Regions from separate parts of the Homo sapiens genome. Here region 2 is linked to region 1. A link is a loop called in an ENCODE intact Hi-C map of the cell type or tissue named here. Cell type or tissue: PC-9. All regions are shown on one strand. Each heading gives the region's core, and the rest is flanking DNA. Links, peaks and the distances in the headings are about the cores only.

The links. Hi-C counts contacts between places; a loop is a spot of excess contacts. Peaks named below come from ENCODE experiments on the same cell type or tissue, not always from the same donor. Only the 100,000 strongest peaks of a DNase experiment are listed, where the experiment ranks them.
Region 2: a loop joins it to region 1, with 9 times the contacts of the local background. A loop is called at or near these places in 10 of 110 quality-filtered maps.

Annotation. Positions count from the first base shown.
Region 1 is chr17:47,223,452-47,235,732 of GRCh38, forward strand. MYL4 (myosin light chain 4) reads left to right here. Exons shown (of 7, transcript NM_002476.2): 7 at 58-228. Among named protein-coding and RNA genes, the nearest start is that of MYL4, 20 kb to the left of the region's middle. RefSeq lists enhancers at 1,952-2,246, 6,354-6,403. In PC-9, for the core only: CTCF peaks have their summits at 6,455 and 6,660; DNase peaks (open chromatin) are centred at 2,120 and 6,610; H3K4me3 peaks cover 758 bases; H3K27ac peaks cover 3,658 bases.
Region 2 is chr17:47,274,822-47,283,533 of GRCh38, forward strand. It overlaps ITGB3 (integrin subunit beta 3), which reads left to right. Exons shown (of 15, transcript NM_000212.3): 3 at 8,533-8,712. It overlaps LOC107985029 (a long non-coding RNA gene), which reads right to left and starts at 5,441. Exons shown (of 2, transcript XR_001753127.2): 1 at 5,148-5,441; 2 at 4,704-5,035. RefSeq lists a silencer at 482-776 and enhancers at 1,072-1,619, 4,327-4,696, 5,662-5,956, 5,790-6,290. In PC-9, for the core only: a CTCF peak has its summit at 810; a DNase peak (open chromatin) is centred at 4,560; H3K27ac peaks cover 5,055 bases.

The DNA.
Region 1 (12,281 bases), core at 2,112-10,111:
GTAAGGGGCTGGGTCTAGGAGGGTGAAATGCCCTTTCCTCCTAGCACTTTCTTTCAGGTGCCTGGCCCTTGGCTTTAGCCATACCAGGGTGAGTTAAAGAGAGGCCCCGGCTGGGTGAGCTGAGATGGAGTCCTCGACTTATCACCACACCACTGCCCCAAGGACCTTACAGGCCCTCCCTGTTAATAAACAGCTCTAACACGGCCAGGCTGGGCTCTGGGATTCTGACCAGTCTCTGTTTTGTTTGTTTTTTTAAAACTAATTAACGAATTGCATTGGTTTGCGTTGTGTGTGTGTGTGTGAGAGAGAGAGAGATAAAGTCACCTGAGGCCTCATGTGTGCTCAGAGAAATGAGTAGTATCTGGGAGCTAGGAGACAAGGACAAAAGCCTGTGGATCTAGAGATATTGGGGTCAGACCCAGGAGAGCAAGCTCTGGAAGGCCAGCAGCTTGAGGAGTTGTCACCTGGAGGAGTTTTATTCCCTTTGGGCTCACCCTCTACCTAATCACACCTCCAGATGGCAGGCAGAGAGGGGCCAGGCTGAGGCAGGGACTCCTCCTTTGGTCCTTGCTCTTGCTGCTTTTAAACAAAAATTGTTGTAAAATACACATAACATGAAATTTACCATCTTAACCATTTTTAAGCATACAAGTCAGTAGAGTGAGGTATATTCACATTGTTGTGTAACTGTATTAGTCTCTTTTCATGCTACTGATAAAGACATACCTGAAACTGGGAAGAAAAAGAGGTTTAATGGATTTACAGTTCCACATGGCTGGGGAGGCCTCACAATCATGGCGGAAGGCAAGGAGGAGCAAAGGCACATCTTACATGGATGGCGGCAGGCAAAGAGAGCTTGTGCAGGGAAATTCCCCTTTTAAAAACCATCAGATCTTGTGAGACTTATTCACTATCATGAGAACAGCATGGGAAAGTTACCTCCTACTGGGTCCCTCCCACAACACATGGGAATTCAAGATGAGATTTGAGTGGGGACACAGCCAAACCATATCAGTAATGAATCTCCAGAACCTTTTCATTTCCACCAGCAGAAACACTGTACTCAATAAATAACTCCCCATTCCCTCCTTCCCCCAGCCCCTGGCAATCAGCATTCTACTTTCCATTTCTATGAATTTGACCACCCTGGATAAGTGAAATCAGACAGTGTTTGTCTTTTGTGACCGGCTTATTTCACTTAGCACAATGTCCTCGTGTTCCTTTTTTAAGGCGGAATCATGTCCCATTGTATAGGTCAACCACGGTTTGGTTTGGTCCTCGCTTTTTTAGGTGCCTCTTCCTCTGAGTGCAAAGCTCCTGGTACCTGGTTCAGTCCTGCCTGTTCTGGACATCTCATTGACTCCAGACCCAGGATTCCAGCTCAGTGCCCTGGAAAGAGTCAGGGTCAGAGGTCAGGAACCTCAGGCTGAGAGAGGAGGAGAGTGGGGAGAGGCACGTGGAAAAGAGACGCCTGAAAACCAGCAATTGGGAAGAAGGAGCAAGATGATGTGAGGAAGTTAAACACACATGTATATGAGTAGAAATATTTATATGGGAGCACAGGGGTCCAGTCATCCCAGAAAGGGAGTCCTTACATCCCTGAGGACTCCCCAAGGTGAAATAAATCCTTCCCATGGCCTTTCTGTTGCCTAACTATCAATCATCCAGCCACAGAACTCTGTGAAACATCTAAGAATTCAGCCAAGGCTGCCTGCCTGTCATGGGAAGCTGAGAACCATGAGCCCAAGTTTGCTTTTCTTAGAATTTACAGTCTGGCTGGGGAGACAAGGCCAAGGTCTATATACATGCCCTTTGTTTCCCAGATTTTCTTTGAGGAAGGGTTTCAGCTTTGTGAGTGACTGGTTGAAACACAAAACCAGGGATCTTTATACGGTTGAGCAGGGGTTCATTGAATCCAGTGGTTCTCAAACTTTGGTTTAGACCCATAGCCTTTTGTTCGAACTAAATTTTATGGGGAAGTCAGTGCATGAAACTGAAGAGAACAGAGTTTCTCTGGCTGAGGAGGAGAGGGCTGGGTTCAGGCTTCTTGGAGCCTCTAACTAGGCTCCTTGGAGCAGAGCCAGTTCACCGATTAGTCAGACTTCCTAAGAGTCAAAATCAGGAAAACAGATCCTTAAATGGGAAGTGACTTAATCAAGGTCACAGCTAATGTTGACAAGGTCCCCTGAATTCTACATTGTTTCAATTTTCAACACACCATTTTCAACCTGCCTTTGAAATGTTTTCCAAGCTTGGCTCTTAGGACTCTTTTCCTTGTCCCTACCTCGCAGACTGCTCTTTTTGGCCTCACTTTCTGCTCCTTTTCTTTAAATCACACCCCCAGTTTGAAATGCCAACATTCTCCTTAGCACTGGGGCCTCGTCAGGTTTTCCTCCTTCCCTTCTTTTTTTTTTTTTTTTTTTTGGTTTTTTAACATTTATTTTAGGTTCAGGGGCACATGTGCAGGTTTGTTACATAGGTAAATTGCATGTCTCAGGGGTTTGGTGTACAGATTATTTCACCACCCAGGTAATATACATAGTACCTGATAGGTAGTTTTTTGATCCTCACCCTCCTCCCTCTCTTCTTTCTTTCTTCAGCAAGTATTTATTGCTCACTGTATTCACTTGTGAGGAACTGGAGTTAAGGTTCCCAGTGATTTGAAAACTGAAAGTGTTTTCCTTGCCCAAAGTAGCTTACTGTCCACTTAAGCAAGCACATAAGTATCCAGGGATAAATAGAGAATGATCCCCAAATAGCATAGGGATAACTCCATCTATGTAACATACAGTGTAAGTTTTAAGGAACCAATACAAGGAGGAACCAGAAAGAAGTGAGGCATTACAAATATTTTCTCTGGGAGAAGGGCTTTCAGTGAGACCTTAAAGGAAAAGGTGCCCCAAGGTTGGTGCTTAGCCCCAGGGAGAAGAAGAGCATGAACAGAGGTCATAGCTCACTTACTAATTCAACAGATGCCCATTGGGTACCTGCTGTGCACATGGCACTGGCATGAGCCTTGGGGATATACTGAACCACACAGACATGGCCCCTGTCCTCAAGGAGCTTTCAGTCTAGTGGGAAGACAGACATTAGTTATAATCATGTGACAACATCAGCCAACATTTATTGAACACAGTATTAATTAAGATTATATTTGGCTGTGCGTATGGACACCAAAACACAGTGGCTTAAGAGACATGGAAGTGCGTTTCTTCCTCCCATTACAATCCAGAGATTGGCAGTCCCTGGCTGGCACAGCCGGCATGCTCCACAGTCCTCAGGGACCCAAGTTCTTTTATCGTATGGTGTCTCAGTGTGTGACCTCTACACATGGTCTAAGATGCTGCTCCGGCTCAGCCATCACTTCCACTGAGAGAATAGTTCAGGAAGCATTTTATTTTCTTTTCTCTCTCTTTTTTTTGAAATGGAGTCTCACTCTGTGATCCAGGCTGGAGTGCAGTGGCACGATCTCAGCTCACTGCAACCTCCACCTCCCAGGTTCAAGCGATTCTCCTGCCTCAGCCTCCCGAGTAGCTGAGATTACAGGTGCGCGCCACCACACCCAGCTAATTTTTTGTATTTTTAGTAGAGATGGGGTTTCACCATGTTGGCCAGGCTGGTCTCAAACTCCTGACCTCAGGTGATCCACCTGCCTTGGCCTCCCAAAGTGCTGGGATTACAGGTGTGAGCCACCGCGCCCAGCCGGGAAGCATTTTCTACTTCACAAACCTCCTTGGGAACCAGTGCAACTTATTTGCTGCCTCCATGGTGTTGGGCTTGTTTATCTGAAGACAGAAGAGACTCTTGTCCTCCTAGTCATCCCTTCCCCAACCCTGTACTTTGCCCGGCCCATAACTAAGGTTTGGCACTTGCCCCTCCTGGGAAGAGGTATGCATAAAAAGTGACTAAATAAAGTTCACGATTTTCTTCAACTAGACTGACTTCCACTATTTCGAACCCAGATCCAGACCATGTACAGTTGACCCTTGAACAACATAGGCTTGAACTGTGTGGATCCATTTATATACAGACACTTTTCAATAAAATTTACACTGAATGTGCCTGTCCCTCCTGCCTCTCCTTTCACCTCCACCTCCTCTTCCACCTCTGCCACCCTAGGACCGCAAGACCAACCCTTCCTCCTCCTCAGCCTACTCAACCTGAAGACAAGGAAGATGAAGGCCTTGAAGATTATCCACTTCCACTTACTAGTAAATATATTTTCTTTTCCTTATGATTTTCTTAATTTTTTTCTCCAACTTACTTTATTATAAGAATACAGTCTATAATATATAGATACAAAATATGTTAAATTTTTATGCTTTTCGTAAGGCTTCCAGTCAACAGTAGGCCATTAGTAGTTAAGTTTTTGGGGAATCAAAAGTTATATGCACATTTTGATTGCACGTGGGTTGGTGCCTCCAACCTCTACGTTGTTCATGGGTCAACCATAATTTATGGAAATAGGACTGAGCCCACTGGGGGCCCTTCCACCACCCTGAGGGGTTCCTGACTGAGGGCCTGAGAAGGTGGCATCTCAGGCAGGATGAGTGTGAGTAAGTGGGCCAGAAGGAGGAGGGGAAAGGTGTCCCAGCTCGGGGGAAGATTTAAGGGGGGCTCTGGCCTGGAGCCAGCAATGGCACCATCCTGAAGGGATGATGACACATGAGGGGACACAGGGAAGCTGCTTCTGTGGAAAGAGAGTATGACTGTGTGTTCCCCAAAGGCCAGGCTTTCTGCTCCCTGTGGACAGATGCTGGGGAGAAAGTTGCCCAGAAAGTTATCAGAGGATGGGTATCTTCATGGAAACTTCCCACTGTCAGAGGAACGAACAGCCAGTGACCTTCAGGAGGGAGGTGGGAAAGGAGCAGAGGGGGAGAGGGTATTCAGGGGCCTTCTGTAAGTCTCCTCCCTGTCCACTGCCACAGGCCCCTGACAGAGGCCAGAGCCTCTACTACCCCGCGGAGAGAAAATGAGCAAAGCGGTCACTAGAGCTAAGATGATGATCATATGAGGTCCCCTGATGTCAAAGGTGAATTTCAGAGAGATGATAATAAAGAGCATCATCAACTTACTGAGCACCTACTATGTGCTGGCACTGTGCTAAGCACTTCTATCATTCTGTCATAGCAGTTTAGGAGTTTATGTATTTATTAATTAAAAACATTTATTAATTTAATTATTAATTTAAAAATACATAGGAAGAATAATAACAACAAACTCGACTCATAATTTTTCTAGTTTCCCCTCTCCAGTTAAAGATGGTAGCATGGGCTGGGCACAGTGGCTCATGCCTGTAATCCCAGCACTTTGGGAGGCTGATGTGGACAGATCACCTGAGGTCAGGAGTTCAAGACCAGCTTGGCCAACATGGTGAAACGCTGTTTCTACTAAAAATACAAAAATTAGCTGGGCGTGGTGTTGGATGCCTGTAATCCCAGCTACTCGGGAGGCTGAGGCAGGAGAATCACTTGAACCCGGGAGGTGGAGGTTGCAGTGAGCCAAGATCGCACCACTGTACTCCAGCCTGGACAACAGAGTGAGACTCCATCTTAAAAAAAAAAAAAAAAAGAAGTCCGGGCGCGGTGGCTTACACTTGTAATTCCAGCATTTTGGGAGGCCGAGGCAGGCGGATCACAAGGTCAGGAGTTCGAGACCAGCCTGGCAAACATGGTGAGATTAGCCAGGCGCGGTGGCAGATGCCTGTAATCCCAGCTACCTGGGAGGCTGAGGCAGGAGAATTGCTTAAACCTGGGAGGCGGAGGTTGCAGTGAGCTGAGATCGCGCCACTGCACTCCAGCCTGTGTGACAGAGCAAGACTCCGTCTAGGGGGTGGGGCTGGTCGTGGGGGGTGGGGGGTGGTGAGAAAAAGACAAAAGAAAAAAGATGGTAGCATGGCATATTTATATTCCTGAAACACTGTTTTAATCAAATTTCTTCCCTAATTAGGACTTAAAAGAGCTCCTATCCCCTACTGGGTCATTTCCAAACCTTTCTATTTAACTTCTAAGGCCTTCCTTTATTTGCCCCAAATCTGCTAGAGGCATCACTGGCTGAAGCCAGCTGATCTTTCTTTCTGTTAGCTCCCCAGTGCTGCTTCCCTCTCCCCTTCTCTCCTCACCCCAGGACCTCTTGATTCATCTTGTTTCTCTCTCCTGATACGTGCCCCATTCTGTTCATCCACCTTATTCCCACCCTTCAATACGCAAGTCAGGCTCACCTCTTCCCTAGAGATTTTCCCATCTGTATTAATTAGTGATGGTCACAATTTAGTCTCCCTAACACAGTCGCCAGACTGGAACTGTAGAGCTACAGGAGACCCTGCAGACTTCTAGTAGACTGTAATCACCTGAGGGCCACGGTTAGCAGAGTGTCATCACGCGTTTGGCATCCTAAACAAACTCCGTTGACCAGGGCTTTTAGGGAAAACGGTGTTGGAGATGGCTGGTGGCGCAATACCTACCTTCCACCACTAGATGACAAACTTGCAACAGCGTGCTTCCAACAGGACGCCCACGTTTGACACGTTCCTGAGACGCTGGAGAAAACCGATTGCCAGCCCGGGCTGAAAGGAAACTTGAGAAATCACTTAGTCCGTCTCTTTGCCTTCAGACAAATGGAGTTTTTGTTTACTTTTAAAGACTCACAGCAATTCGTTCGCTTGCTTCAGTACCCCCACAAAGGTTTTGCAATGAGGGGTCATAGAGAGGACACTTGTGGACATGTGGGGACCTGGTCAAGTCACATCCCCACTCAACCTCAGTCCACAGGTTGCAAAATGAGGGAATCGATTAGATCATGGTTCATGTCCCTTCCAGCTCTCTGATACTAATCATTTAGCATTCAGCAACTCCCTCTCACTACAGTCAGCCTTAGTCCATTTGTTTCGTTTTGATCCTTATTGTATATGTGTGTTTAGAACCTCCAGCGGTGGGAAGCATTCATTCAAAATAAATTATTGAGTGCACAGCAGTAGGTACTTCAGGATATAAAAACAAAGTCATCTGTGGTCTCTCCCTCTATGAGTTTATACTCTACTTGAGGGAAAAAATATATAAGTGGAGCTGAACTATATTAAAAGACAAAATAATCGAAATGACACTAGGCAGTATATGTCTAAGGAGCAAGGGAGAGGTGTGGGACCAGGACACTAGGAGCTCAGAGGAGGAGGGGTGGTCAGGGAGGGCTTTAAGGAGGAGAGGTGGCAAGCTCTGATGGAATATCAATAGACAAGAACTCAGGGAGCGGGGCTCCAGTAAGGAGGCACAGGGTGCCTTCATCTTTGCCGACATAACCACAGTTCCTGCCTTTTAGAATTTGGGCAAAAAGAAGTAAAGAAGAATAAAAGAAGAGTGAGAAAAAGAACTGGAGAATGGGATGTGAGGCAAGGAAAAGGGAAAAAAGACAAGGTGGAGCGGGGAGCACCCATTCACTGTGGAGGGACATGTACCCGTTCAGAGGTAGAGAAGCAAAGTGAAACAATCTAAAGATAGGTCAGGGGCGGTGGCTCATGCCTAATCCCAGCACTTTTGGAGGCTGAACAGGGCTGATCCCTTGAGCCCAGGAGGTCAAGACCAGCCTGGGCAATGTGGCGAAACCCCGTCTCTACAAAAAATAGAAAAATTAGTCAGGCATGTCTGTAGTCCCAACTACACGGGAGACTGAGGCGGGAAGATCACCTGTTCCCCCCTGGGAAGGTTGAGGCTGCAGTGAGCCGTGATTGCGCCACACTGTGCTCCAGCCTGGGCAATGAAGTGAAACCCTGTCTACAAAAAAAAAAAAAAAATTCTGAAGGTGAGCTGAGAGCCGCTGATGGACATAAAGTAGTGGCATAGAGCTGTGAGAACAAAGCCAAGAAGGCATAAGTCTAAAATGAAATGAAAATGTTTATATGTTAAAACCAACAAATATATGCTTTTACTTACGTTCAGAGCAAGAAGAGCAGGAAGGGCACTGCCCTTTGTGCCAGCAGTGTGACATTAGTAGAACTCAACTTCTATTTTGACCTCAGTTCCATCTTTTCTGTCAAGGAGATTAATCTTCTGACTCTAAAACATGAAAATACGTAGCTTAGAGGGAACTGAGACCCAAGATAAAACAGGTTTCAGAGCAAATGGCCACATAATACGGATTCAAGAGTATTTGCCTAGAACAATCACCTGCTGGAAAGTACTTGGCTGAGAAATGGGGAAACAGCAACTTCTATAATGGGGAATTGTCCTACATTTTTTCTGGGTCACTTTGGGGGCAAATCCAGGATCAGTGGATGAAAACCTCAGAGATGTATATGTCAGATCCCTGCTAGGAAAAATTTAATGTCGATTAGAGGTTTTCTCAAATGGAATGGTCTACCTTGCGAAGTATTGAGTCCCATGTCGTGGTAGGTATTCAAGTGAACACTAGCAAATATTTCATGGGGCTTTTATGGAAGAGTTTGAACTAAAGATCTCTTCCAACCCTGAAACCTATGATTCTGTGGTTGTACAAGATTAGGGGAGAAAAGAATGAGTGCTTTCCCAGCTCACCTTCAGATTTTTTTTTTTTTTTTGAGACAGGGTTTCACTTCATTGCCCAGGCTGGAGCAGAGTGTGGCACAATCAAGGCTCACTGTAGCCTCAGCCTTGCTGGGGGGGAACAGGTGATCTTCCCACCTCAGTCTCCCACGTAGCTGGGACTACAGGCATACCTGGCTAATTTTTCTATTTTTTGTAGAGATGGGGTTTTGCCACATTGCCTAGGCTGGTCTCGACCTCCTCGGCTCAAGGGATTGGCCCTGCTCAGCCTCCAAAAGTGCTGAGATTACAGGCATGAGCCACCACACCTGACCTATATTCAGATTGTTTCACTTTGCTTCTCTACCTCTGAATGGGTACACATCACTCCAGAGTGAATGGGTGCTCCCCGCTCCATCGTGTCTTTCTTCCCTTTTCCTTGCCTCTATCCCATTCTCCAGTTCTCTTTCTCACTCTTCTTTTATTCTTCTTTACTTTTTACCCAAATCCTAAAAGGTAGAATCTGTGGTTATGTTGGCAAAGAGGGAGGCCCCTGTGCCTCCTGACTGGAACCCTGCTCCCAGGCTGGAGTACAGTGGCATGACCATAGTTCACTGCACCCTCGAACTCCTGGGCTCAAGCCATCTTCCTGCCTCAGCCTCCTGAGTAGCAAGGACTATAGGCATATGCCACCATGCTTTGCTAGTTAAACATTTTTTTTTTAGAGATAGGGTCTTGCTATGTTGCCCAGGCTGGGCTTGAACTCCTGGCCCCAGGTGATTCTCCTGCCTCAGCCTCCTAAAGTGCTGGGATTATAGGCATGAGCCACCATGCCCGGCCTAGAATTTCAATTTTGAGTACCATTCATTCTTTTTACAATAGAAACTGAGGTTCTTAACCATAGAAAACCATTGTAGGCATATTTCTGCTGTTTTTCCAAGGGGAGGATTTGTCCTTTTTGTTATATTTTCAAAGGGGTCAGAGGCCTAAAAAAAAAAAAAAAAAAAGGTTAAGAACTGCTGTTTCAGGGCCTTTGTGGGATACTGTTTATCTTTTTCCTGAATGTTTTGACATTGCATCTGGTGTAGCCAGTCTTCCTCTCAGGCTACCATGAACTCCAAGATAGCTCATCTCTTTCTCCCAGGACTCTCTTCACTTCCAGCTCTGCCCCCCGCCATTCTTTGGGTCACTCTTGGGTTTAAAGAGACAGTTCCACTTATAACTTTTACTCCTTTGTGGGGCCACTTAGATCTGCATAAACACCAAGCTCCTCTCAATCTTGTTCCAAACCCTGCTGGATCTGCAAGGGGCACATATCCCCTAGTAGGAACTGAGGGCGCACAGGCTTGCACACCACTGAGGCCACCTCTTTTCCTCTCTTCCTTTGTCAGGTTCTGATGGCCTCCACTGGGTGTCCTCCCTCAGATGGTCAGGTTCCCAGTAGATCTGAATCTTCCTGATGATCAGCACTTACTCACATGCCTCCATTCCTATCAGTTTAATTCCTTCCTTTCTTCCTTTCTTTATTTTATTTTATTTTTGAGATAGAGTCTTGCTCTGCTGCCCAGGCTGGAGTGCAGTGGTGTGATCTCAGCTCACTGCAAACTCTGCCTCTCGGGTTCAAGTGATTCTAGTGCCTCAGCCTCCTGAGTAGCTGGGATTACAGGTGCCTGCCACCACACCCAGCTAATTTTTGTGTTTTTAGTAGAGATGGGGTTTCACCATATTGGCCAGGCTGCTCTCAAACTCTTGACCTCAGATAATCCACCCGCCTCGGCCTCCCAAAGTGCTGGGATTACAGGTGTGAGCCACTGCACTCGGCCTAATTTTTCTGTAGAATTAAGTTCATTGTCAATGGAAGTGATTCTCCTCTCACAAATTTTTGGTCATACTCAAGAGAGTATGAGCAGTTCCTAAAAATCTCAATCATTTTGCATTTACATAAATCTTATATGATATTAGTTATTAGGGACAGAAGTGTCACTTTGTAACTGACAGATGTGATCGATGTAGGCACAGGGAATTGGGGGCATCCATGTCTCAGTTTTCTTTGTGATGTGTGAGACTTTGGTCTTGGTGGCCAAGAATTTGAAACTGCACATCTGCCTGAGCTGGTCTCAACTTCCTGGCCCTGGAGCTTCAAAGGAGATTCAATAATGGCCCCCTTGGCCCTACCTTCTCCCTTTCCATTTCCACCTACACTCTTCAGTAATCAGCTCAGTCTATCTGTGCTCTGTAGTCTAATGAAAAAAGCTAGAAGTTGGCTGGGTGTAGTGGCTCACGCCTGTAATCCTAGCACTTTTGGAAGCCCAGGTGGTGGATCACTTGAGGTCAGGAGTTCGAGACCAGCCTGGCTAACATGGTGAAACCCCATCTCTACTAAAAACACAAAAATTAACTGGGCATGGTGGCGCATGTCTGTAATCCCAGCTACCTGGGAGGCTGAGGCAGGAGAATCGCTTAGACCTGGGAGGTGGAGGTTGCAGTAAGCCGAGATCATGCCACTGCACTACAGCCTGGGCAATAGAGTGAGACTGTGTCTCAAAACAAACAAACAAACAAACAAACAAACAAAAGCTAGAAGTCAAAGATCCAGCATTAAAAGCTTGGTTACCAGTTGGAACGTGGAGAGAACTCTGTATAGTTAGTTTCATAATCATGTCCTTAATGCATTGTATTGCTGGTTTTGTTTTGAATTGGAACTTACTTTTTTTTTTTTTGAGACAGAGTCTTGCTGTGCATAGTTCATTTCAACCTCAAACTCCTGGGCTCAAGTCATCCTTCTGCTTCAGCTTCCCAAGGAGCTGGGACTACAGGTGGGTGCCACCATGCCTGGCTATTTTATTTTATTGTTTTACTTTTTGTAGAGATGGGGTCTTACTATGTTGCCCAGGCTGGTCTCAAACTCCTGGCCTCAAGCAATCCTCTTTCCTCAGCCTCCCAAGGTGCTTGGATTACAGGAGTGAGCCACCATGCCTGGCTAATTTCCTAATCTATAAACTGGGGATAATAGTCATACTGACCCAATTTGGTTATTAAGAAGATCAAATAATTTAAAATGTGTAAAGCACTTAAAACAGTGTCTGCAATATAGTAAGGACTCAATACACATTAGCTCTGTAGGGGAGGAGGGTATCTTAAGCAATGGGAATAACCTTAGCAAAAGAAGGAAAATGAAAGAACCATTATTCTTTTAGAAAACTCAAAAATAATAGAAATGGCTGGGTGTGGTGGCTCACATCTGATATCCCAGCACTTTGGGAGATCAGGGTGGGAGGATCACATGAGCCCAGGACTTCAAGACCAGCCTGGGCAACACAGTGAGACCCTATCTCTACAAAAAGTGAAGAAAAAAAAAAAGCCAATGTGGTGGTGTGTGTCTCTGGTCCCTGCTACTCCAATGGCTGAGGTGGGGGGATCACTTGAGCCTGGAAGGTCAGTGGTGCAGTGAGACTTGATTGTGCCTCTGCACTCCAGCCTGGGCAACAGAGTGAGATCCTGCACCCGACCAAAAAAAAAAAAGAAAGAAAGAAAGAAGAATAAAAAATGCCTAGAAGACAAATGGAGAGAGAAATACTGCTCATAATAGTAAGAGCACCTCCCTCTTCTGCATACTTCCCCTGTGCTTATGCTGTTTCAAGTGCTTTGTGTACATTATTCATTTACCCTTCCCAGAGATTCCTCATGAGGTAGGTGTGGTTATCCCCATTCTACAGATGAGAAAACTGAGGCTTCTGGAGGTTAAGTAACTCTCACCAGGGCACTCAGTGAGTGGGTGGAAGCTTCAGG
Region 2 (8,712 bases), core at 713-8,712, 50 kb after region 1:
TTTTTGGTAGAGACAGGGTCTCACTATGTTGCCCAGGCTGGTCTTGAACTAGACATAAGAGATCCTCCTACCTTGGCCTCCCAATGTGCTGGGATTTCATGTGTGACCCACCATGCCCAGCCCTTTGCTTGCATTTCTTGGGGTGGAATATCCCAGGGAAGCAGGGCGTCAGGTCTCAAAAGGAGAGGCAGCAAGGGGTATAGGTACGGATGGGGTTGGGAGGGGTTGCTGGCTTACTTCTTTTTCCTAGAGGTTAAAAAAGGCAAATAGAAGAGAAATCTTGTGCTTGTGTGTGGTGATGTTTAGTCAGAAAATCTTTTCTCTTCCCTTCTCTTTGATGATTGGGCCCCGCGGCTTTACATTTTTCTTTCTCTTCTTCTTTCCTTCCTTCCTTCTCACAGGTGTTGAAGAAAGGAGCTGGGCCCACTTGGTGAGGATGGAAGGGGGACAGGAAAGGGTTAGTTGTGTCTAGGCAGAGGGTTTGTTGTGTCTGGGGCCCTAGGGAATGAGTGTGTCTGAGGGAATGGCTATGTTTGTGGCTGGGATGGAAATTTGGAGCTGGCAAGAGCTGATGGGGTGGGGGTGGAAGATGAATGTGGTTGAAGAGATTCGGTGATTATAGAGTCTCAGGCTGAGTCACTGGCCTGGCCAGCAGGTGGTTACCTGAGTTCCTGGCCTGGCTGCGGCTCAGCTACCTGAGGCTTCCTCTGTCCCACAACAAGTCCCAGCCCTCTCCAGTTTTATGACCGCTCCAATCCAGCCCTCAGTCTCTCTGTCTGCTTCTTTTTCAGATCTGCTGAGTTTCCTAAAAAGGCAACCTCCCTGGCCGCCTGGGGGGAGGGGCGGGAGCTGGGAGGCTGTGTTTATCACCGGCCAGGAGGGCTGCCAGAGCAGCAGAGGCCAGCTCCGCACGTTGCTTTGGCCTCTTTGCCGTTCAGCACGGGAACTGCTTCCAGAGGCAGCTGCCCAACATCTGGGCCACATTAACTTCATTTAGCAAATGAAACATTCCCTGGGGCTAGGGAAGGGGTGTAAGGGGGGCATGGATGAGACCTTCTCCCCCACCCCCGCAGGTTCTCCTCCCCTCTGGGCTGAGCGGGCTGCTCAGTGTGATGTAGCCTCCTCCCTCCTTATTCACTATGTCCTCCTTCCTCCCATCGTGATATTACTAAAGCTTCTTTTACCAGGAAGTTGCAATTCTGCAACTGAATGCTGGAAGAAGAGAGAGCTGAATGGGGAGGGGGGCCTTGGGTAGCCGAAAGCCTTCAGGAGCAGAGGAAGGTCAGGACAGAAGCCCTAGTGTCACTCAAAGGGTGCTTCCCCCTTTTCCTCCTTCCCTCCTTTCCAACCCAAAGCAAGAGAAAATGCAGGTATCTCTGGCCCAGAGAATCTGGGGAAAAAGAAAACCTTCTTGGAGGGTCTGTCCTGCTCCCTATCCCCCATTTTTCATCCCTCTTGATCTGTATAGGGACTAGCCATGCAGCTGAGGTGGGCTGGGGCCTGACCAGACAAAGCCCTTAGGTCACATAACCAGATTTCAAAGATGCAAATGTAGAATATTTATGGGTGACTGTTGTGCTCCTTGTCCCCTGGGGCAGGCCTGGGGAGGGCAGAGGGAAAGGTGCAGGGTAGATCAGAGCATGACATAGGACCAGCCTAGGAATTAGGGGTGCAGTCAGTGAGGAAATGGGCGCAGCTAGGACCAAAGAAAACAAATGGAAGGAGGTAGAAAGTCCAGTAAGATATTCCCTGGGAGAATGGCATATAAACATGAAAGGAGGCGGGGCCAAGGTTAGTGAAGGACTACAACTATCCCTCAGCAAGAGGGAGGAGGGAGAGAAGGAAGGGTGGAGGACCCCAGTATGGGACAGAATGTGGTGACCGGGGAGGGATGGGAGGTGGGAATCCTGGACTGTAACCTGAACATAAATGCTATTTTGTTCTTGAGAGGAGCAGGGCTTCCCCTGGATAGGCCAAGTTTAACTGCTGAAAATGCCTTGGACATTGACTTCAAAAAACCAAAGGTGAACTGGCTGGTCCATTTTTTAGGTAATTTTTTGAATAATCAAACCTTGGAGAGCCCTCTGTTCTTCTTCCTCCCCTGAGTTGGCTGTTCCAGGCAAGCTGGCAGTGCCTGGAAAAACAACTGGTTGGGCTCGGCTTTCCCCTTGGTCCTAGAGGACCGGAGCTCTTGGGTGTGTATAGTGAGAGCTTGGCTGGGTAAGAGGAAAACAGCCAACGTGGATGAGCACGGAGTTTTGGGCCCATCTGCATAGGGTGTGTTCTTGGAGGGTTGGATACCGACGCGGGTTGGGTTGCTGTGCTCTCTCTGGTCCATAAATCTAGCAAAGAGGCGGGCTTTATACAGAGACTCAACGCGTAGTCTTAGTCTCAACAGTGACATGCTGGAGTCTAGAACCTCCCAAACTCATTTGGTGTTGAGAATTGCCTGAGGTGCTTGTTAAAAATAAAGCTTCCCGGGATGGATCCTGGGTCTGTTACATCAGAATGGATATTTATGATAGCAAGTTTGGCAAACATTGCTAATTGAAGGGCCACTGGGGTTGGGTCAAGGTGGATGGAGGTGGAGTTAAGGTTGCCAGATAAATACAGAACATCCAGCCTGGTGCCTGTAGTCCCAGCTACTCAGGAGGCTGGAGTGGGAGAATCCTCTGAGCCCAGGAGTTTGAGGCAATAGTGCACCATGATCATGTCTGCTAATAGCCACTGCACTCCAGCCTGGGTAACACAGGGAGATCCTGTCTCTAAAAAATAAATCTAGATTACAGAACATCCACTTAAATTTGAATTAAAAAATAATTTTTAGTATAAGTTTGTCCCAAATATTTGCTAAATTTGGCAACCCTACAGTGGAGGGAAATACTAGGAATTCTTATATAAGCCTGAGTACACCCTGGAAGGTGGGCCAGCTTCCCACTTAGCCTGACAACCAAGGGTGACAGAGGAAGAAGGAGTTTGAGTCTAGCAAAGTAGAGGAAGACTCTAATAGGATTTCCTTCTCATTTTCTTCTCTGCAACTGCAGGAGCAAGATATAGGCCATGATTTACATTTCTTTATAATCACAAACATAATTTTATTCTGACTTGTCTTCTTTCTATTTATTTTTAATCTGGAGGACAAATGTTCATCTTGAGAGTTTTGCTCCAATTTATTATTGTAAAAGGAAGTATAATATTAAGAGTGCTCCTCTTCTTGTAAACAATGAAATGTGAATACCAACAACTATAAACAAAAATGCTTCATGTTCCTCCCCTCCTCCTTTCTGCCCTCTTCATTCTTTTCTCTTTGCATGTTCAAGTGATTTCTTGTCCTCACCAGATGAGTTAATCAAGACAGCAATGGATGGGAGATGTTTTGGTGGTGCTCTGGGGTAAAAAAAGTACTGGGGCATATTGACTCTCGCTCTCCAAGAAGAGTATGAAATAATAGTAGTTATTGTGGTAACTGTAAAAAAGAGTCACCTGCCAGGTGTGGTGGCTCACTCCTGTAATCCCAGCAGGGCCAAAGTGGGCAGATCACTTGAGGTCAGGAGTTTGAAACCAGCCTGACCAACATGGCAAAACCCCGTCTCTACTAAAAATACAAAATTAGCTGGGCGTGGTGGCGCAGGCCTGTAACCCCAGCTACTAGGGAGGCTGAGGCAGGAGAATTGCTTGAATCCGGGAGGTGGAGGTTGCAGTGAGCCAAGATCGTGCCATTGCACTACTCTAGCCTGGGCAACAAGAGCGAAACTCCATCTAAAAAAAAAAAAAGAGTCACTTATATTTGCATTTATTTGCTTATACTGTGTCCTAAAGCAGGGGCTCCAATTCCTAGTCCATGGCCTGTTAGGAACTGGGCCGCACAGCAGGAGGTCAGCAGCAGGTGAGTGAGCATTACCGCCTGAGCTCCACCTTCTGTCAGATCCGTGGTGGCATTAGATTCTCACAGGAGCTCAAACCCTACTGTGAACTGGGCATGGGAGGGATCCAGGTTGTTCACTCCTTATGAGGATCAAACTAATGCCTGATGATCTGGGGTGGAACAGTTTCATTCTGAAACCATCCCCACCTCCCTGTCCATGGAAAAATTGTCTTCCCTGAAACCAGTCCCTGGTGCCTAAAAGGTTGGGAACCTCTGTCCTAATGGATTTCAGTATAGTTAACTTATGTTGAGATTTTTATATTTTGAAAGCATTTCACATTCACAGTCTTCTTTTACTTCCTGACCAACCCTGTGAAATAGGCAGGATAATGACAACTATTCATGTTGTACTTTCCCAATTTCCAAAATGGGATTAATGGAGAATGGTACCAAGAGCGTGTGTCACCCTCCCAGGAGAGGGAGGTAATTCAGCCAGCTCGCAGGGCGCTGGCTGGAACCTCCCACCTCTGTGCTCAGGCCCTTCCCCTGGGTCTTGGCTATTTTTGCCCTTTTTGTGTAACATCCGGTTTCCCTGGGAACTGAAACTTTAATATCCACCCCTCCCCCTTCTAGCTTTCTTCCTGCATAACCTGGAGACATTCTTTCTACCTTCTCAGCCTGGGTTACCAAGAAAGGGAATGTTGCCCAAGTATGTTGAGGTCACTGCCTTGGTGCTCTTCTGGAACAGAGGGCTCTCGTGGAGAGCTTGGCTGACGAGCAGGCCTGTTATATTCCTGACCTCTGATGTCAGCAACCACAAAGGGAGGGAGGGAGGCAGTTTTGTTTTTCAGTGTTTAATTTTTCTAAGGAAACTCATAACAAACCATTAGGACTGTCAGCACATCTTAGCGCTTCAAACCCTCTTCTCATTAGGACTGCCACATTAGAAAATAGGAGTCAGGAAACTCCCGTCTAATGCATTCTCTCCCTCTGCTGATGGAGCCTGAAGATGCATGAAGGCCTTGCTGCTCTCATCCAGTTTGCTGGGCTCCGGTCCCTGCTGTCTTCTTCAGCATCTGTCTTGGTCCTGGAAAGGATCCGCTCCTCACTGCATTCTGATTTATCCACTGCCTTTTTGGGAAGGTTTTCTCCCTGGGGCTTTGTGGGCAGCTAGAATCAGAGATAGGATTGGGGCTTTTTTGAGCAAGAGAAAGACTGCTTCCAGAGGAGGAAGGGGTAGGAGAGGTGGGCAGGGACAACAGGAGGAGTCTGGGCACAAAACCTGAAGTGCCCAAGTTCTCCCCAGGTCATTCCGTCCTCAGCCAGAGCTGGGTGCACGGGAGACTTTCATCTTCCTCAGAGTTGTGGAAGGTCTGTGATGTCCCTGTTGGAGTATTTGCCACCAGGAAGGTTAAGTCTTATTCATTGATTTCCATCGCCGAGGCTGGTTCCCTGCCTGCATACCTGTGAAGATGAGAGAGAAAGAGAGAAGCTGCTGGCTTCCAGAAACTCTACTTACTTCTTGCCTGGGCCAGGGTAGTCCTCATGCTGTTGATGTTGCTCGTGTCCCCATCCACGTGGGGAAGGCTTCAGCCCATGAAAGGGGGATCGGACTGGAGAGGGAGAGAGACTTTAAGCATTGGGAAGGGTTTTGGGTTACAGGGTTTTTTTGTTTTTGTTTTTGTTTTGAGGTGGGGTCTCACTCTGTCACCCAGACTGGGGTGCAGTGGTGTGATCTTGGCTCACTGCAACCTCCGCCTCCCTGGCTCAAGTGATCCTCCCACTTCAGCCTCCTGAGTAGCTGAGATTCCAGGTGTGCACTACCATGCCCAGATAATTTTTGTATTTTTAGTGGAGACGGGGTTTTGCCCTGTGGCCCAGGGTGGTCCGGAACTCCTGAGCTCAAGTTATCCACCCGTGTCGGCCTCCCACAGTGCTGGGATTACAGGCATGAGTCATCGCACCCGGCCGGTTACAGGGCTTTTGAGTATGAATGGCTCCTTGTGGCCCAGTCCCTCTTCTGGCATTATGGCTGCCAGGTTGCTTGAGGGGGCTGAGGAGGCAGATGTCATCCATCCTTCTCCATCCCTCGCACATGCCCACCTTGCATCCTGTTCCCTACCTGGGGCATTCTCTGTTGTGGCTCCTCCCTAGGACCATTCCTTCCACACTTTTCCTTTTCCGTGCCTTGACTCTCACTCTATACGGAATGTAGTAAAGCTTATTTTATGATGATAATTACAGTCAGACAATCTAGCTGGCCTCTCAGTTCTGCCACTTCCTAGCTCTGCAACTTTGAGCAAATTCCTTAATTTATCCAAGCCTCAGATTCCTTACCTGTAAGATTGGGTTCCTTATTTGTGAAGCCTCCAAACCTTAGGTTTCTCCCTTGTAAAATTATAATAGTTCCAGCATTATGGAACTGTCAGGCATATTGCAATAATCCATGTAAAGTGCTCACCACAGTGCCTGACATACAGTAAGTGTTCAATAAATGTCAACACTAGTTGTTCTGGGATATTGGTGTGGGTTATCCAGCAGACATTTGGAAGTGCTGGTTGGGGATGTGGGTAGGGGTGGGGTTGAGGAGAGCCCGAAGGCCTAGACATTGTGAAATAGGTCCCGGGAGGGGTTTTCCAGCTTCCTGGCTGGTCCCCTCAACTTGGTAAGGAGCCCTCATAGACATGCACCCACACAGTGTTGGCTAAATTGGCTGAATGTCAGAGCCGGAAGGGACTGAAAACACTGTGTCATCTAAAGGCCTTGTTGAACAGGTGAGGACACAAAATGACGTATCTGAGGTCACATGACTAGTCAGTGGCAGGCCTAGGATTGATCTTCTTTCCTGATTTTCAGTGTTCTTTCCAGGGTGGCGTGGTCCCCTTCAATACTCAGGTTTAAGCACCCAGAGCCCCAGGGGGCCGTGGGTTTTTGGAAGGGTACTCAATTTGTTCTTTGTTCAGGGTGAAGGAGGACACTGAAGTGATAGGATGGGCTCTGGTTAGGTGCCTGGCCCATGTTCCCAAGTTTGTGGAGTTTATTCATAATTAGCTTATCCAGGAAGTACTTGTCAAGCATCTCATAGTAATAGCTTACATTTGCTGAGGACTTCCTCTGTGCCAGGTGCTGTCCAATGCATTTTATGTGGATTGTCTTATTTAGCCTGTGTGACATCCCTGTGAGGGAGGTACCATAATTACTATTATTTTAAGTAACTTTTATTGTGGGAAAATATACATAACATAGAATTTACCATCTTAACCATTTTGTTTTGTTTTGTGAGATCAAGTCTTGCTCTGTCACCCAGGCTGGAGTGGAGTGGCACGATCTTGGCTTGCTGCAACCTCCACCTCCCAGGTTTAAGCGATTCTCCTGCCTCCGTCTCCCAAGTAGCTGGGACTACAGGTGCACGCCACCACACCTGGCTAATTTTTGTATTTTCAGTAGAGACGGGGTTTCACTAGGTTGGCCAGGCTGGTATCGAACTCCTGACCTCAGGTGATCTGCCCACCTCAGCCTCCCAAAGTGCTAGGATTACAGGCATAAGCAACTGTGCCTGGCCCATCTTAACCATTTTTAAGCATACAGTTCAGTGGCATGAAGTACATTCATAATGTCATGAAACCCCTCACCACCATCTATCTCCTTAACTCTTTTCATCTTGTAAAACTAAAACTCTGTACCCATCAAAACAGTAATTCTCTATTCCTCCCAGTCCCTGGAAACTACTATTCTACTTTTTGACTCTATGATTTTGATTGCTGTTAAGTACTGAAGGAGGGACTGTTATTATGTTCGTGTTACAGCTGAGGAAACTAGGCTTGGAGGAATTAGGTGACTTGCCTTAGTAAGCAGTTGTAAGTGCAATGCTGAGATTTACTCCTGTGCTCTTAGCCCTGACTCTCTCCTGCCTCCTTACACTGCCTTTCCCTATCACATTTGTGGTAAGTCCTAGGTCGGATGCTGGGAAATGAGAGGGGCCAAGACACACACAGTCCCTGACTACATGGATCTCACAGTCTAGCCCGTGTCAAATACAGTAGCTTCCAAACTGTTTTGACTCTGACCTACAGAAAGAAACACACTGTACTGGGTATAGTTATTTATTATATGTGTTATTCTCCACTCTCCTCCAACAATATAAGAATTTCACAAAACAACCCTTTGACTATTTGTACACTTTCATATTTTCTATTCTATTCTATTGTATTTTATTTAACAAAATGATGGTTGACACCTGCTAAATTGATTTTGGGACCCACAAATGTGTGGTATTCCACAGTTAAAAAATGCTGGTCTACCAGGCATCTTACTGTACAGGCTCTCCTTCTAGCTACAACTCCATGAATAGGCCTTCTTGATATCTCAATTTCTCTTTTCTTTTTCCTTTTTTTTTTTTTGGTAGAGACGGGGTCTAGCTATGTTGCCTAGGCTGGTCTTGAACTCTTGGCCTCAAGCAGTCCTCATGCCTTGGCCTCCCAAAGTATCAATTTCCCCTTTCTGTACAACGGTCCTAAGGGATTATCCCAGGAAAGACCACAACAATTTGTTTATGCTCCAATGTACGGGGTAAACTCTTAGCTATTGGGAAGTGGTAGGGCCTGCAGGAGGTAGAGAGTCGCCATAGCTCTGATTGCTGGACTTCTCTTTGGGCTCCTGTCTTACAGGCCCTGCCTCTGGGCTCACCTCGCTGTGACCTGAAGGAGAATCTGCTGAAGGATAACTGTGCCCCAGAATCCATCGAGTTCCCAGTGAGTGAGGCCCGAGTACTAGAGGACAGGCCCCTCAGCGACAAGGGCTCTGGAGACAGCTCCCAGGTCACTCAAGTCAGTCCCCAGAGGATTGCA